2 separate regions of the Mus musculus genome follow, and region 1 is linked to region 2. A link is a loop called in an ENCODE intact Hi-C map of the cell type or tissue named here. Cell type or tissue: heart. All regions are shown on one strand. Each heading gives the region's core, and the rest is flanking DNA. Links, peaks and the distances in the headings are about the cores only.

Region 1 (4,390 bases), core at 142-4,141, 61 kb after region 2:
GAAAGTCTCAAAACAAAAAACTGGAGCCTGGTGACAAGTTTTTAATTCCAGCACTGGGGAGATAAAAACAGAAGGAAGGGTGAGAAATTCAAGGCCACTCTCAACTGCGTATCCAGCTGAAGGTCAGCCTGGCCTAATTAAGACTTTGTCTCAAACAAAAAACAATAAAGGACACTTGTGATGATCCAATACCTAGGCAGTAGAGACAGGAGGACCAGCTCAGTTATCCTCTGTAACATAATGAGTTGGAAGGCAGCCTGGGTTACATGACACGTCGTTTTTAAAACAAAAGGTACTGGCTGGCCTAGGATGTCTAAGGCCCTGGGTCCTATCCCCTGTACAATAAGAAATTAGATTAATGCATGCAAGCTACTTAAACAGTGTCCAGCACTCTATCCGATGAATACTTAGGGTCTTGTTAAGGCTACATGTTTGTGCCAAGAAATAATTTATTCTTTTTAAGCTATATTGCAGGGGATATTTTAAAACACTGATAGGGTGACAGAGGAGATACCAATAGGATTCACTTACCTATTTTTTATTCCTCACTTCAGGCAACCTAAAAAGACATTATTTAGTTGATGGTTAGTTTTTTGTCAGCTTGACACAAGTTATGGTCACTTGGAAAGAAGGACCCTTAACTGAGTCTCTATCAGACTGTCCTATGGGGATACCTGCAGGGGCATTTTCTTGCCTAATAACTGTTGTGGGCAGGTGAGTCTGGGTTGAAGAAGCAGGCTACAGCAAGCCTTGAGAAGCAAGCCGATAAGCAGTGTTCCTCCATGATCTCTGCTTCAGTTCCTGGCTTGATTTTCAGCCCTGAGCTATCTCCATCCTGCTTGCTTGCTTTTTTTTCTTTTCTTTTTTTGACACAGGGTTTCTCTGTATAGCCCTGGCTGTCCTGGAACTCACTTTGTAGACCAGGCTGGCCTTGAACTCAGAAATCCGCCTGCCTCTGCCTCCCAAGTGCTGGGATTAAAGGCGTGCGCCACCACGCCCGGCGCTTGCTTGCTATTTAAAGTATGTAGTCCAGGATGTAGTCCTGGATTTGACTACATAGGCCAGACTGCATTCGAACTCATGATCCTCCTGCCACTCTATCCCCTACATCACCCTCTTCTAGGATTACCATTATGCTAGACTAAACATCTTGAATTTCAACCTTGGAATTTCTGTTTTTGACACTGAGAGGAATACTCAAGATACAAATTCTAGCTTAAGGTGAATATAACAGACGATTGGGATACTTTCCTTTCCTTAGGTCACAGCCCCAAAGCTTGTTTTCCTAATTGCATATTTTTATTAAGATACTCAAGTTTCCTAGGGGTAACCATTCAAGTCCAGTTAGTCCCAGTGAAGATACACATGGATTCTTCCCATCGCATAGGTGTTTAGAGATTCATCACTGCGCTAGGAACTAGAGAATGTTCCAGGAGTCAGTCTCTGCATATATTTTATTTGCCTGGCCAAATGTGTGCTGCTAAGAAGCAGCCTAAACCACTTTCATGAGAAAGTCTTATTTCTGATTTTTAGCTAGTGGTTGGCACACGCATTCTTGTCCTTCTGATCACAGTACATTATCCCTGTGTATACAAAAGGTGTCAAGAGGGAAATGAATAGAACTCAAGGGGTGGAGCCTCGGTCCTTGTATGGGAAACTACAGTCCTTTAATGCGCCTGCGAGGCTCCCACGCCCCGGGAAAGGTTCCTATCGATTTGCTCTGTGCTCCGCAGCTCTTTCTCGTTGCAGGCAGCCATCTTGCCTGGAGCTTGAGACAGGGAGAAGAGAGAGAAGGAACCGGTGACACTGGGCTCAGGGTCGCCGGGGGGGGGGGGCGCCTCAAGAGCTAGGGGTAGCCCCGGAGGTGGTCCTGGATCCTGAGCTATGCTCTAGGACTAGAAAAGGGAAGGCGGAGGGCAGAAGGCTTGATGGGTGGGGAATGTCAAACAAGACTTGCTATGGGGGGGAGGGGCGTTGCTACGGCAACTGGAGAGGGCGGGGTCATGTCTGAACTGCTGCTGTGAGTCACCGGAGTGCTGCCCAGGAAAGGCAGGGCTGGGGTGATGACCACGCTAACGACCCAGTGGGATTTCGCGACATCACCTGTGTGGAGGGACTTCGTGTCTATGGCAACTGTCACCTGGTGGGCGGAACTAGATTTTCTCTGCCTGGGACGCTGACATTCCAAGCCCTTGCCCTGCAGGCTCCCGCAGGCAGACAAACCAAAGAAGGAAGCCAGGGAATGGCCGCGGTGTGGCAGCAAGTATTAGCAGTGGACGCGAGGTGAGGCGTGGGGTTGGAGCCCATGGGAGAGGAACTTACTGTGGTGCATGAGCAATGGCGATAAGTGCAGCTGGGCGGAGAAGTTGGCTGGTGCGGCTGCGTGAGCATGCGCAGTAGCTTGGTGTGGGATAGTCCTGCGGTTAAGTGGCCTGGGCTGGAGCCGGTTCTAAAGAGCATGCTGGGAAAATGCGGTTTGAAATGGACATGCGCAGACTGTCTTTGAGTGGGTAGTGGAAGTCAGGCTGGTGACTTCCTATCTAGTCCCTCATTGCTTATCCTCTTCCCCAACTTTTCTCGATATCACTACCCTACTATTATTACAATTGCTACCCCATACTAACCTCTACCGTTATCTGACCCTAACCTCCATTGTTGTACATTACCAATCTGACGTATGTCATCATGCTAGACTGATATTACAGCTGGCCCAGACTGACCCCAACAGAGCTGCAAATTGACTATATTGTCGCTAGAGTGATCTTTTCATCATAACCACTAATTATTGCATAATTGCCCCCCATCACAATCCCAAGAGAAATCCCCCTTTGCTGCTCTTGTTCACTCTTACCATCCCAGTCACTGCCAAACCTTGTACCACCTCGAGCTGATTTATTCCCTCTGTCCTGTGCCTGCTGCCTGCCCTGCCTCCTGGACCCCACAGGTACAACGCCTACCGTACACCAACGTTTCCACAGTTTCGGACCCAGTATATCCGCCGGCGCAGCCAGCTGCTTCGGGAGAATGCCAAAGCTGGTCACCCCCCAGCATTGCGTCGGCAGTACCTGAGGCTACGGGGCCAGCTATTGGGCCAACGGTACGGGCCACTCTCAGAACCAGGCAGTGCTCGTGCCTATAGCAACAGCATTGTCCGCAGCAGCCGAACAACCCTTGATCGAATGGAGGTGAGCTCCTAGCTGCACCACCCGCCATGTATCTCCCCTGCCTCTGTAGTCACCATAGTTTTTGGTCAAACATCAGTGATGTACAAAGTACTGTTCCAGGTCAGTAGAGGACTAAAAGGGAATAGAGAAGCCAAGTCAATGAACATTGATAAGCAGACAGTGAATTAGATAAACACAGAGCAGGTAAGACTGATGAGTTGATAATTTACCATGGTATAGTAAGCAATGCAAAGATAGTAACATACAACAGACTTAAAAAGCAAAAAGGAACACAAGTGTTTGGTGCATGGATATAGTTCAGTAACTAGCGTGATTGCCTAGTATGTATGAGACTGATGGTTCTATTCTCAACATGGCCAAGAAGAATGAAAAGTCACTGCTTTGAGCTAAAGGAGGGAGCTGTGCTTAATAGGGAAGACTTGTCTGGGGAGGGAACACCGAAACCTGACAGAAGTGAGAGACTGATTTGAGTGCTTCTCTGGGAAGAAAGTAGTCATCCCTTGTGAGGAAAGCATGTATGTACTAAGGATGTTTGGAACAGGAAAGGAAGGACAGAAACAAAGGCACTAGTGAAGAAACTGTTGAAACCACACAAGTGAGCAGTGACAGTGGTGGCTGGCGCCATGTGTGGTGACGAGAAGTCAGGCCCCAGATTTAAGCTCATCTCAGAGATTAATTTCTATTTATTTATTTATTTATTTATTATATGTAAGTACACTGTAGCTGTCCTCAGACACTCCAGAAGAGGGAGTCAGATCTCGTTACAGATGGTTGTGAGCCACCATGTGGTTGCTGGGATTTGAACTCCTGACCTTCGGAAAAGCAGTTGGGTGCTTTTACCCACTGAGCCATCTCACCAGCCCAATTTCTCTTCTTTTTGAGACAGGATCTCACCCAGACTGGCCTCAAATTCACTGTGTAGCCAAGGCAGGCCTTGAGCACGGTGACCTTCCTGCCTCAGTTTCCCAAAGTGCTGGAATTAGAGGTATGCACCATCCCCAACCCTCTTCTCTTTGCAGGACTTTGAAGATGACCCCAGAGCCCTGGGGGCTCGAGGACACCGCCGATCTGTCAGCCGAGGTTCCTACCAGCTGCAGGCACAAATGAACCGTGCAGTCTATGAGGACAGGTACATACCAGAGGCAGGCAGGGGGTGGAGATTCACCAGGAGGAGAGGGGCCCTGGGACGTGGCAGTCTGAACACC
Region 2 (4,390 bases), core at 189-4,188:
GTCTCCCTAGTGTGAAGATTACTTGTGTCTCTGGGCAGTGGTGGCACACGCCTTTAATCCCAGGACACAGGAGGCAGAGGCAGGCGGATCTCTGAGTTCAAGGCCAGCCTGGTCTACAGATGAAGTTACTGGACAGCCAAGGCCACACCGAGAAACGCTGTCTTGAGAAAAAGAAAGATTACGAGAGTCAGCCGTCAAGCCCACTTTGGTTTCTTTTTAGAGAAAACGTTGCTCTTTGTTTCAGCCTCCCAAATCGACATTATAGGCGCACACCACCATGTCAGGCTTTACCACTTCTTAAAACATTTTAGTTCTGGCTGTGGTAGTACATGATTTTACTCCCAGCACTCAGGAGGCAGAGGCAGGTGGATTTCTGTGAGTTTGAGGCCAGCCTGGTCTACATAGTAAGCTTCAGGCCAACCAGGGCTACACACACACACACACACACACACACACACACACACACACACACACAAACCCTGCCTTGAAAAAAAAGACTTTAAGGCTGGGAGTATAGCTCAGTGGTAGAGCCTTTGTCTGCCTGCCATGCTTGGAATGTGATCTTTAGCACCCCTAAAACAAACCAAAAAAGTAAGTATTGTAGAGACTCACTGCAAAATGTGCACACATTCAATTTTATTCTATTAACCCACTTCCTCAAAGCATATCAAAAACATACACTCTATATTTTAATTTCTTTCCCCTTGAGACAGGGTTTCTCTGTGTAGCCCTGGCTGTCCTAGAACTCACTCTGTAGACCAAGCTGGCCTCGAACTCAGAAATCGGCCTGCCTCCCAAGTGCTAAGTGCTGGGACTAAAGGTGTGCATCACCACGTCTGGCTTCCCCCAATTTTTTAAGTACACAGTCTTCCTTTTTTTTTTTTTTCATTGCAAGAATTTGTCAGGGTTTACTTTGTCCTGTATTGGTAGACACTCAGATTTCTAGTGGTCTCATATACAAACGACCTCAGGGATCAGCATGACCCACCACATCCAACATATTTTTAAAATAACTCTTTTTGGTGTGCTGGAAATCAAAACCTGGGGCCTCCCCATGTAGACCCTCCCATCAAGCTGTATACTCAGCCCCTTAAAATGATCTTTAAAGAAGAAGAAACCAAACTGTATCTGGTCACCCTTGATAAGCACCTAGACCCTTCTTTTACTCAGGAATATGAAATACCAAAGATCCCTGGGCAAGAGATGGGTTTTCCGGAGACTCACTGTCCTTGTTGAATTTCAAAATCATGACTTGTTTCTCTCCCACAGGGCTACGGCATGGCATACACTGTCCACAAGTGGTCAGAGCTCAGCTGGGCCAGTCACTGGGTCACTTTTGGATGCTGGATCTTCTACCGTCTCATAGGCTGAGGCATATGACCATCATAATCCCCTTCAATACCCCTCCTTAGGGTGCCAACTCTGATGGGGGATGAGAAAAGACCCTTTCTCTACTCCTTTTCCCTTATCCATTCTTGACCCCCAACACCCCTCCACACAACATAGGAACACACACAACTTTCTATGCCTGTCAATCCTCACCCCGCCACCAGGCAGGAAGGGGGTGGTCCTTATTGGGCCAAGGAACGATGGATACTTGGGAAAGCAGACAGGAGCAGATCCAGGGCCTCTGCGCCTGCCGTCTCCCTTTTTTATATGCAGTTTGTTATTGTCGAATAAAAGTAGAACTTACACAACAGGCTCGGTTTTTTGGTTTTTTGTTTTTTTTTTTTTTTTTCACTGATCAGAGGGGAAAAAGGGAAAGCAAAGAAATTCCACCACACATAAAGGTTTGGAAACTGAAAATCGTGGAGAGGGAAAATAAAATTGTGATCTATTCGCGATGAATTCAACATGGTCTGTGATTGGCTAATGAGTCTATGATGGCGGGGTCCTGGTCCTGCTTGCGTAGAGCAGGGACAGATTTTGTGGGGGAGGCTTAGTAATACTTCATGGAAAACTGGGGGATCCCTGTACTGATTGGTTCGTCAGATTCGAACGGGGCGGGGTAGGGCAAGACAGAAGAAGGGTTGATGCCTACTGGTCCGTAGGTAATAATTAAAATGACAGTTTGAGATGATCAATATTCTGACTAAATGCTGACGAGGTCTGTTTGCCAACTTGTTTACCGTCATGCCTTCTGTTTGGCTTTTAAGAACTGGCACTGTTGAGAGTCTACACCAACTGCTCAGCAGGAGTGAGGGTTTGAAGGTGACCGATGCTGTTAGGACTGGAGAGTTCTGAGCTCTGGTGGGCGCTAGGTTTGTTTGTACTGAATGTAATCCACCTGTCGTATTCTCTGCATTTGGGCTAAGAATGGGTCCGGGAACTGATTGGTTGCCTAGAAAACTTAGAAGACCACGCAACTCCGGTCACTAGCAAATGTTGAGGGTTTCAAATTTCAGCCTCATCTTGTGCGATTGATAAGAGGGCAGGGAAATTGAAGCTCAGAATAGCATAGATTTGCTATCGGGAGAAAGCGCCCACAGACCTTGGAGGTCTCCACCCTACTCCTGACTTGGTCTCAGCCAACAGGGAAGATGACACCATAGGCGAGGACAGGGCCTGCGACATTCGGAGGACTCCTATTGGCAGAAGCCACCTTCTCCACTTCACTATTGGTCCGCTCCATCGGGCGGGGAAGCGCTAGAGCTGAGCGGAACTGGGGCTATTAGGGAGCCTGCAGGTCTTCCTGGAAAGTCGCAAGCCTGTGTTAGGAAGTCGCCCTGCGATCGCGCCGCCTGGGGTGAGTGCCAGCCAGCTTGTCCGAGCCCCTCCACGTGCCCAGACCCTCCACGACAGCGGTTTGCCTGCGAGTCCTGCCCTACCCTGCGCTTGCGCGGGACCCGGGCCCTAAATCGGTTGTCCAGACGACGGAAGACTCGCCCTCTCGTTGGGCAGCTACAGTGGAGGGTTCTGGTTGTGATTGGTGGTCTCTGGGCTTTGTTTTCCTTTCTCTTGGTTAGCGCCGCCCGTGAGACCCCTGCTTTTGCTACTTCTAGCTTGTTGCAGGGTGGCACACTAATTGCCTGGACTCTTGCTTTTGAAACGTGGTGCTTGGGGCCGCAGCTCTGATTCCTCATCTCTGCAGCCCCCTGCGGGTGGGAGTAGCGTCCAGTTAAATCTCAGCCACTGGACCCTGCAGTGCACCCCGACTACATTCCTGTGTCTTTCCAACAAACTGAGCCCCAAAGTGCTAGGACCTGGCTTGTTGACAGTGACTCGCCCACCAGACTGTGATCATACTCTGTGACTAGCAACCAGAAGTACAACTCGATGATGCTGGCAGTACAATCTGATGATTCCTCTTTAGAGCCTCAGGAGCCTCTGCCTAGGTGTACCAGCGGCCTTGAAACCCGCTGTGTCAGAAAAAAACGATAGGGGGTATCACAATGAAGCAAAGTTAGAGAGTTTCTGCTGCACTTGACAAAGGAAAGGAATGCACCTAGGCACCCAGCAGAAGCTCTTTATCTGACTTGGAGGTCTTGGAAGCTACTTAATGTCTAAGTTTGTTTGAATGTAGTATCTTGCTATTTAGTTCTGGCTACCCTGAACTTTCTGCCTCCCAAGTGCTGGGATTAAAGACCTGCGCCACCATGCCCAGCTTCCCCGAACTTTCTAGGTAGACCAGGCTAGCTATGGCAATGCTTCAGCTTCGCCCCGCAGAATGTTGGGATTTCAGGTATGTGCTACCATGCAGTGTTATATAACTGAGTGGAAATATTAAGGAAAGTGTGAGCCGGGAGGTGGTGGCGCACGCCTTTAATCCCAGCACTTGGGAGGCAGAGGCAGGTGGATTTCTGAGTTCGAGGCCAGCCTGGTCTACAAAGTGAGCTCCAGGACAGTCAGAGCTATAAAGAGAAACCCTGTCTTGAAAAAACCAAAAACAAAAGAAAAGAAAAAAAAAAAGGAAAGTGTGTGGTTGGGGACTTTTTTTTTTTTTAATGCACTGTGCTTAAGCAGTAGATTTCAGTACTTACTTGCCGGTGAAGATGGTAGAGAAAACTTGTTGATCAAAGAAATCTTTATGCATGTTTGGCAAGGACTTTGGATTTGAGTCCATTACCCAGTTTTGACAGGTTTGTGCTGTTTGTTTCGCAGAAGGGTTTATAGTTCTTTTACAGGTGACCTTGTCAAATACGTCAACATCTCTGCCATTCCTACCGAGAGAGTGAGGAGGACCTTTTTCCTTCTCATGGCTACTCGATTTTCTACCTAGCTCTCCTGTCACAAGCCAGGCCCGCTTCTTGTTGCTATACTTGCCAGGGGCCTCAGCCAAGCCTTTATTCTTTATAAGGTTTCAGATCTGAGCTATGGTCCCTTTTTAAGATTTATTTTATTTTATATGTGTATTTGAGTATTATGACTATTATGAGTATTATTTTATATG

What was found. Peaks named below come from ENCODE experiments on the same cell type or tissue, not always from the same donor. Only the 100,000 strongest peaks of a DNase experiment are listed, where the experiment ranks them.
Region 1: it touches region 2 in a loop (2.1-fold over the local background); 1 of 42 quality-filtered maps calls a loop at or near these places.

What each region holds. Positions count from the first base shown.
Region 1 is chrX:8,130,180-8,134,569 of GRCm38, reverse strand. Wdr13 (WD repeat domain 13) reads left to right here and starts at 1,712. Exons shown (of 9, transcript NM_026137.5): 1 at 1,712-2,283; 2 at 2,945-3,185; 3 at 4,205-4,314. The coding sequence starts at 2,243. In heart, for the core only: no CTCF peak of the experiment used is centred there; DNase peaks (open chromatin) are centred at 2,059 and 2,399; H3K4me3 peaks cover 1,754 bases; H3K27ac peaks cover 1,781 bases.
Region 2 is chrX:8,191,157-8,195,546 of GRCm38, reverse strand. It overlaps Ebp (phenylalkylamine Ca2+ antagonist (emopamil) binding protein), which reads left to right and starts at 2,035. Exons shown (of 5, transcript NM_007898.3): 1 at 2,035-2,746. It overlaps Porcn (porcupine O-acyltransferase), which reads left to right. Exons shown (of 15, transcript NM_023638.4): 15 at 1,270-1,701. The coding sequence ends at 1,371. In heart, for the core only: no CTCF peak of the experiment used is centred there; a DNase peak (open chromatin) is centred at 2,596; H3K4me3 peaks cover 1,947 bases; H3K27ac peaks cover 1,526 bases.